2 separate regions of the Homo sapiens genome follow, and region 2 is linked to region 1. Evidence: chromatin contacts called from ENCODE Hi-C or POLR2A ChIA-PET data. All regions are on one chromosome and are shown on one strand. Each heading gives the region's core, a stretch centred on a gene start or an enhancer-like site at or near the end of the contact. The rest is flanking DNA. Distances are from core to core; before and after follow the strand shown.

What was found. Hi-C counts contacts between places; a loop is a spot of excess contacts on that map. ChIA-PET counts read pairs that join two places held with the same protein, here RNA polymerase II (POLR2A). Pooled maps may share reads with other maps.
Region 2: a pooled map shows a loop between it and region 1 (5-fold over the local background). The contact joins two enhancer-like sites. A Hi-C loop is called at or near these places in 2 of 50 pooled maps. POLR2A ChIA-PET finds 5 or more read pairs at or near these places in 4 of 52 experiments (A549, Panc1, T-cell and 1 more).

Annotation. Positions count from the first base shown.
Region 1 is chr2:44,266,012-44,269,834 of GRCh38, forward strand. No RefSeq gene overlaps it. Among named protein-coding and RNA genes, the nearest start is that of SLC3A1, 7.6 kb to the right of the region's middle. Within about 2 kb of position 1,453, at least 5 of the 41 ENCODE cell types and tissues checked have a DNase peak (open chromatin) inside an H3K27ac peak, as active enhancers do.
Region 2 is chr2:44,322,739-44,326,954 of GRCh38, forward strand. PREPL (prolyl endopeptidase like) reads right to left here. Exons shown (of 14, transcript NM_001171613.2): 10 at 3,974-4,190; 11 at 524-673; 12 at 1-116. Among named protein-coding and RNA genes, the nearest start is that of PREPL, 37 kb to the right of the region's middle. Within about 2 kb of position 2,578, at least 4 of the 41 ENCODE cell types and tissues checked have a DNase peak (open chromatin) inside an H3K27ac peak, as active enhancers do.

The DNA.
Region 1 (3,823 bases), core at 203-2,702:
GCCTTTAAGGAAGCACAAATTATAATTTTGCTCACTAGAATGCCTAAAGTTACAAAAACTGGCATTGCCTGTTGTCAGCGAGAATGTGGAGCAATGGATCTTTCACACATTGCTCATGGGAATGTAAAAAGGTCCAAACCTTTTAGGAAACACTATGGCAGTTTCTTGTAAAGTTGAACATTACACTATATACTGGTCTTATGATCCAGTAATTCTATTCCTCAGCATTTACCCAAAATAAATAAAAACATAGCCAGGCACGGTGGCTCATGCCCGTAATCCCAGCACTTTTGGAGGCCAAGGCGGGCAGATCATTTGAGGTCAGGAGTTTGAGACCAGCCTGGCCAACATGGTGAAACCCTGTCTCTACTAAAATTACAAAAATTAGCCAGGTGTGGTGGTGGGTGCTTGTAATCCCAGCTACTTGGGAGGCTGAGGCAGAAGATTGGCTTGAACCCGGGAGGCGGAGGTTGTGGTGAGCTGAGACTGTGCCACTGCACTCCAGCCTGGGTGACAGAGTGAGAGACTCTGTCTCAAAAAATAAATAAATAGCTGGGCGCGGTGGCTCACGCCTGTAATTCCAGCACTTTGAGAGGCTGAGGAGGGCAGATCACAAGGTCAGGAGTTCAAGACGAGCCTGACCAACATGGTTGAAACCTGGTCTCTATAAAAATACAAAAACTAGCTGGGTGTGGTGGCATGTCCCTGTAATCCCAGCTACTCCAGAGGCTGAGGCAGGAGAATCGCCTGAACCCGGGAGGTGGAGGTTGCAGCGAGCCAAGATCGCATCACTGCAATGGGTGAGCCTGGGTGACAGAGTGAGACTCTGTCTCAAAAAAAATAAAAAATAAAAATAAATAATAAAAACGTATGTCCACACAAAAACCTATCTGTACATAAATGTTCACGAGACCCATTATTCATAATAGTCCAAAACTGGAAACACCCCAAAACACCTCCCAAGTAGCTGGGATTACAGGAGTGCACTACCATGCCCAGCTAATTTTTTTTATTTTTATTATTTTTTGAGATGGAGTCTCGCTCTGTCTCCCAGGCTGGAGTGCAGTGGCATGAGCTTGGCTCACTGAAACCCCGTCTCTACTAAAAATACAAAAAAATTAGCTGGGCACGGTGATGTGCGCCTGTAGTCCCAGCTACTCGGAAACTGAGGAAGGAGAATTGTTTGAACCTGGAGGCAGAGGTTGCAGTGAGCCAAGATCATGCCACTGCACTCCAGCCTGGGTGACAGAGTGAGACCCTGTCACAAAAAAAAAAAAAAAAAAAAAAAAAAAGGAAAGAAAAAAGAAAGCTACCATTATAAGGATGAATGTACAAATATATGATGCAGACTGGGCTGGATCAGTGTCTCCTGGTCTGAGGGTGGTGGTAGGGGGATGGAGGCTGGAGCTGGGCCTCAAAGACAGGAGGGAGAAACTGTCCAGAATGAGGTGCTCACGGTCTGTAGTGAGGGAACCCTCGGCAGTGCTGATCGGCTGGAGCACAGAGCCTGATTTGGAAATACTAAGATAGCAAAAAGATTGGAAATATATTTTGAGCATAAACTGTAGCTTAGACTTCTATACTAAGATATTGGCATTTGTTCTCTTTATAATGAGAAGCCATTGATAGCTTTAGAGGTGTGAAATGAGTGTTTTGAGGTTAACAGTCTGACAGATTGTGCAGGGTCAGTGGGTTTTATGTTAAAGTGACACATTCAGAATGGTTTTATACACAAGCCTAGATGTGAATAAAGCAAATTCCTTAAGGTATGATACATTTTGTGTCTTTCCCACCTATATTGGCATGCGTTTCTCTGATATGTGTACTCAGAGTCCCTGACCCAGCACCCAAAGTCATGATGAATCTTTCCTGGCTTTTTATCAGGCCTTGCCATGAGAGTGACCATTAAAGGTCAGAGAGCCATACGGCCTCTCCCAGGGATACTGGGCTGGCCTGGGAATTGAGGAATTCACTCTGCATCCAAGAACCACATTTCCCCAGCTGTAAGATGGCAGAGAATAATGTTTGTGTCCCAATGAAGTTCTAACACACAGTGTTCTCAGATGACGGGCAGCATTTTGAAAGTAACATGTGACTGTGTAATTTATGCTCTTTGAATTTGCAGTGAGACTATTTGTGGCAGTACAATGTCTATCCATGCTCCTAATTAGAAGTTTTCCAGAACAGCTCATGTGTCTGAATTAGAAATATTTGTCACGGGGCATTAAATGCGGTATTTAGCTGTTAGGTGATTTTTTCAATAGAACTTTGTTAAAGACCAGATATAATGTGTCATTGTTTCTTTTGTGATTCTGGATTCTTTTTGAGAACTAAATGTTTAAGCAGTAAAGAGCTGAGACACCCTATGGGTAAGATCCTTTATAAATCAGCCCATTACACCGTGAATTCACTTACATTGTTGGTCAATGACGTCATGTAAGGATCAGATTATGCTTTTCTGTTTGGGTGTGTTTTGTGTTGATTTGTCAAGCCTGGAGGGTTGGCCACCAGGAAGAAGTTGAAATGGTCACTGAAATCCCCTGGCTGTGATTGTCACAAACTTGGGTCTGAGATACACAGAAACACTTGCCTGTCATCAGGCTGAAGCTTTCAGCTCAGACTGTACCAGTGCCTGTTGGAAACATAAATGAAAGCATTTTTACAAGTCATCAACAAAATATCCAATAGCCTAATAAAAAGATGGGCAAAAGACTCGAACAGACATTTCTCCAAAGATGATATCCTAATAGCCAATGAGGACACATGAAAAGATGCTCAACTTCCCCAATTTCATTAGAGAAATGCAAATCAAAACCACACTGAGCTATCACCTCACACTCATTGGGATGGCTACCATCAAAATACAAAACAAAACAAAACAAAAAACGGAAAATAACAAGTGTTGATGAGGATGTTGCAAAATTGAAGCCCCCGTGCACTGTTAGTGGGATTGTAAAATGGGGTAACTGCTATAGAAAACAGTATGAACAGTCCTCAAAAAATTAAAAATAGAACTACCATATGGCACAGCAATCTCACTTTTGAATATATATCCAAAAGAATTGAAAGCAGCATCTCAAAGAAATATTTGCACACTCATGTTCATAGCAGTGTTATTCACAATAGCCAAAAGATGGAAGCAAACCAAGTGTTTGACTGATAAACGGATAAACAAAATGTAGTATATACATACAATGGAATATTATCCAGCCTTAAAAAGGAAAGGCCAGACACAGTGGCTCATGCCTATGATTCTAGCACTTTGGGATGCCAAGGCAGGAGGACTGCCTGAGGCCAGGAGTTTGAGACCAGCCTGGGCAACATAGTGACAGCCCCCCATCTCTGCAAAAAACAAAAATTAGCTGGATGTGGTGGTGCATGCCTGTAGTCCCAGCTACTTAGGAGGCTGAGGCAGGAGGATGGCTTGAGCCCAGGAGTTCAAGACTACAGTGAGCTATGATTGTGCCACTGCACTCCAGCCTAGGCAACAGAGCAAGATCTTGTTTTTAAGAAAAAAATAAAAAGGAAAGAAATCCTGTCACATGCTACAACATGTATGAACCTTGAAGACATTGTGCTAAGTGAAATAAGCCAATCACAAAAGACAAATGCTATAGGATTGCACTTATATATCTACAGTCGTCAATTCATAGAAACAAAGTAGAATGTTGGTTACCCTGGGCTGAGGGGAGGCAAGGGGGAGTTGTTTAAAGGATATATACAGTTTCAGATTTGCAAGATGAAAAACTTCTGGAGATTGGTTTCACAGCAATGTGAATATACTTAACACACTGAACCATTTAATTAAAAATGATTAAGATGA
Region 2 (4,216 bases), core at 1,328-3,827, 58 kb after region 1:
GTGTCCTTAGCATGCTCCGCGATGGCTTCCTTGAGTTTCTCAGTATAACTTACAATTCCTTTCAGAGGTACCCGTTCATCGTTTTCATATGCCGTTATGTGAATTGAAGGATAATGCTGAAAGAAAATACATGCACGAAGAGTTTACATTATTTCTTATGGTCCCTTGCCACTATAGAGACTATGAAAAATAATTACCTCCAATTTTTCCCTGTAAGTGCTCTATGCTTTTTCTCACTTGCTATCTTGAGAGCGCCTCAGTATTACAGTAGTAGACTACTTGTTATCTGGAATAGCCTTTTCTTGACTAAAGGACCTTAGCTAATTTAGTAATTAAGGCATGATAAGTCTATTCCCCTGAGGTATTAAACATGGAGCATGAGCAGAGATGGTGCTGAAGATATTTGGGCATCATAAGTAGAAACATCTCTAAAGCTCCTATTTTTGCTTCAGCTTGGATAAGTTTTTTTTTTATTATCTTCTGTGTAAATTCAGGATAATCTAACACAATTGTCTTTCACTACCTGAGGTTTAATATTTTGATAGGGACAGTAACGTTTTATGTAGTTCTTGTGTTTTTCATCAGATGAAGGATTCCCCCATTCTTCTAATTCTTCTAATGTCAGAGGAAGTGTAGTGTCCATCATGGTGTTGAGAACATCCAAGAAAGGTGCCTAAAAAAAAGGCAAAGAAACTTATACTTCAAGTAAGAGGTTGGTAAGTGAGTTTCAGAAAAACATTCTATTTTATGAATATACATACTAATATGAGAGAAAATAACTCAAGCCATGTAGATTCCTAGGAGCTAGAATACTCAGTCCTTAACCAGGGCCTGTAATTTATAACCTACTTTTAAAGTCTTCAGATTCCTTAAATGACATATAACAAGAAATGGTTTATCTTCTAATTTCACAATATTTATTTTTAGCTTAGTACCTTTTATTCATTTATATTTTTTCTTATATAAAAGCAATAAATGCTACTGTCTCATACCAATTAGGACAGTTAGTTATTATATTAAAACAACAACAACAACAACAAGTATTGGCAGTAATGTGGAGAAACCGGAATCCTGATACACTGGTGGTTGGAATGTAAAATGGGGGAGCTGCTTTGGAAAACAGTATGGTGGTTCATCAAAGAGTTAAGCTTAAGATTACCATATGATCCAGCAATTCCACTCCTGGCATATAATCCCCAAAACTGAAAGCAGGGTCTTAAAGAGATCTGCATACCTATGTTCACAGCAGCATATTCACAACAGCCAAAAGGTGGAAGCAACTCAAGTGTCCATTAACCAAAGAACGAATAAGCAAAATGTGGTATACACATGCAATATTACATGGAATATTATTCAGCCTTAAAAATGAATAAAATTCTGATCCACGCTACAATATGGATGAACCTCAAGGATATAATCTAAGTGAAATAAGCCAGTCACAAAAAATTTTGTATGACTCCACCTATGTGAGGTGTTTGAGTAGTCAAATTCACAGAGACAGAGGCTGTGGGAAGAAGCAAATGGAGAGCTGTTTAATCGGTACAGGGTTTCAGTTTTGTTAAGATGAAAAACGAGTTCTGGAGATTGACTGCATAAGCCTATGAGTGCACTTACCACTACTGAACTATTCACTTAAAAATGGTTGAGATGGTAAATTTTATGGTATTTTACCATAATTAAAAATTTTTAAATGAAAAAAATACACAAGGAATAAAGTCTTTTTGACCAGTTGGACATTTTATATTAAAAGCAAAAAACGCTAAGTAAAGAAACTCTGCAAAATACCCAAGGTGAAAGAAGAGAAAACAACCCATTGGCTTATAATTAGTGTTACAAAATTTAATAAAACGAAGGCTGGGTCGCACATGGTGGCTCATGCCTGTAATCCCAGCACATTGGGAGGCTGAGGTGGGCAAATCACTTGAGCCCAGGAGTTTGAAACTAGCCTGGGTAGCATGGTAAAACCACATCTCTACAAAACAACAACAAACCACAAAAATTAGCAGGGCATGGTGGCACATGCCTGTAGTCCCAGATACTCAGGAGGCTGAGGTGGGAGGATCACCTGAGCCCCAGAGGTCGAGGCTGTAGTGAGCTGTGTTCGTGTGCCATTGCATTCCAGCCTGGGTGAAAGAGCAAAACTCTGACTCAAAAAACAAAACAAAACAAAACAAAAAAACAAAAACCCCACAAAAACAACAAAACAAAAATGAAGGCTGTATTTTTCACTTAGCTTTATTTTCTTCTGTTAACATACTTTTTAGCTTTCCCTCATATTAACATTAACCAAGTATAGTGAGTCATCTGTAATTCTTTTTGGCTGCCTACCATATGAACTTTTTTGCATTTGAAAAACCTCCAACCTTATCAGCTAGAGCCTGCCTCTCACTGTGGAGATACTAAGTGCTAGACTTCTCTTTCCCATTTTTCCCTGCAGCTTGGGAGTAGCTGTGTGACCCATGTGTGACTTGGGTCTATCAACCAGACACATGTGCTTTACACTCTGCATGGAAAGTTAGTGATTCAAAGAAGCAGTGATCACAGATAATTTATTCTGGCAAAAGTGCCACAGCTATATCCAGCTCTAGAAGTTGCACTGGCAGTGTGAGGTGATTTGTGCTTGGCAGTGGCGGCAGTAATAGTTTCATTGGGCCAATTCTATGCCTTTGGCTCTGAAGCCTCTAACACTGGTCTGAAGACACCTACATTTTCCTAATGCCCTTTAATCCCTTTTCTGCTTAAATTAGGGTTGATTTTTGGTGCTTATAAGAAGAATTTGACTTATACATGTATAAAAGGTTGTCTCCTAGTCTTCACTATAATAAGCAACCTAGCATAAATATCCTTCTCATCATTTCCTTTTAAATTTCTAAAAGTCAAAATCTAGTTGCTTTGTCTTTAAACTGTAAATAATTCTGCCATTATCTTTGTGCATAGGCTATTCTCCACATTTTTCTGTTTTTAAAAAATAGACTTACAGGTGACTACTATTTAACACTTATTTACAAGCCCACAGTATAAACTCCCCAACCTCAAAATAAAAAATCCTGAAAATAATTTACTCTCTCCCATCTCAGTCATTATTTTTCAGAGTAACCTAGAAGTAGGAGAATGATAGCAGTGAAACCAACTGCTACAATGTAACTTCGTAATTTCTGACACTGGGAAAAGATAATCATTTTCAGAACAGGGTAAGATATTTCAATTAAAATACGGAAAAACTATGCCCAAACGACCATTAAGAATGGACTATCTAAAAATAAAGAGCCTATAAATCTAGGACTGAAATGTTGATGGGCAGTAGCCTGTCAAGGTGACCAGGAGCCAAAGGACTCAGTGCATTCCAGAGTCACAGCGTGCTTTGCCTGGCTTTCTCAACTGGGACTCATATATGCTTCAGTGCTTTTTCACCAATTCTAAATGTCCTTACAAATACAAATGAGCAATGGAAATAGCCATTAATATCTTTCAGTGGAAAGCCTTAAAGATAATAAAGAACACTGTATCAGAGAAGAATAACGGTTAATAGTTGGATTAAAATAACTTTAGAAGTTCTCCTCAAGCTATAATTCTGAGTTTAAAACTTAAAAGCTTTGTTATACTCCTATGCTATGGTAAAACTGTAACAGAAATGTTTTTCTTTCCTTTTTTTTTTTTTTTTTTGACAATGTCTCACTCTGTTGCCCAGGCTGGAGCACAGTGGTCCACTGCAGCCTCAACCTCTTAAGAGATCCTCTTACCAACAAGCCTGGGTAGGTTTTTTTTTTTTTTTAATTTCTTGCAGAGACAGGGTCTCGCCATGTTGCCCAGGCTGGTCTCGAGCTCCTGGTAAGCAATCTGCCCACCTCAGTTTCCCGAAGTGCTGGGATTACAGGCATGAGCCGCTGTGCCAGCCCAAAAACATTTTTCTTAGAGTAGCCTATGGCTTCACACCTCCCCCATTCTATAAACAGTAGAGACAGAGCGTACTCACCTCCAAAGTCACCGCTCTCACCAGCTCTGGATTAGAATTACACAATGCTCCTGCAAGCACCCCTCCAGCACTGAAAGCAGTCAGGGTTGTTAGACTTGGCTGAGAAAAGCCTTGGCCATGAAGCGTCTTAATGCAAGCCTCTAAATCAGCAAGGCCATTGAGTTTTTTAGTTAGGCGGCCATCAGCGTGCCACTGGAGGCCTAACTCACCACCACCTCTGAAATTGAAGGGCAAAAAAGTTTT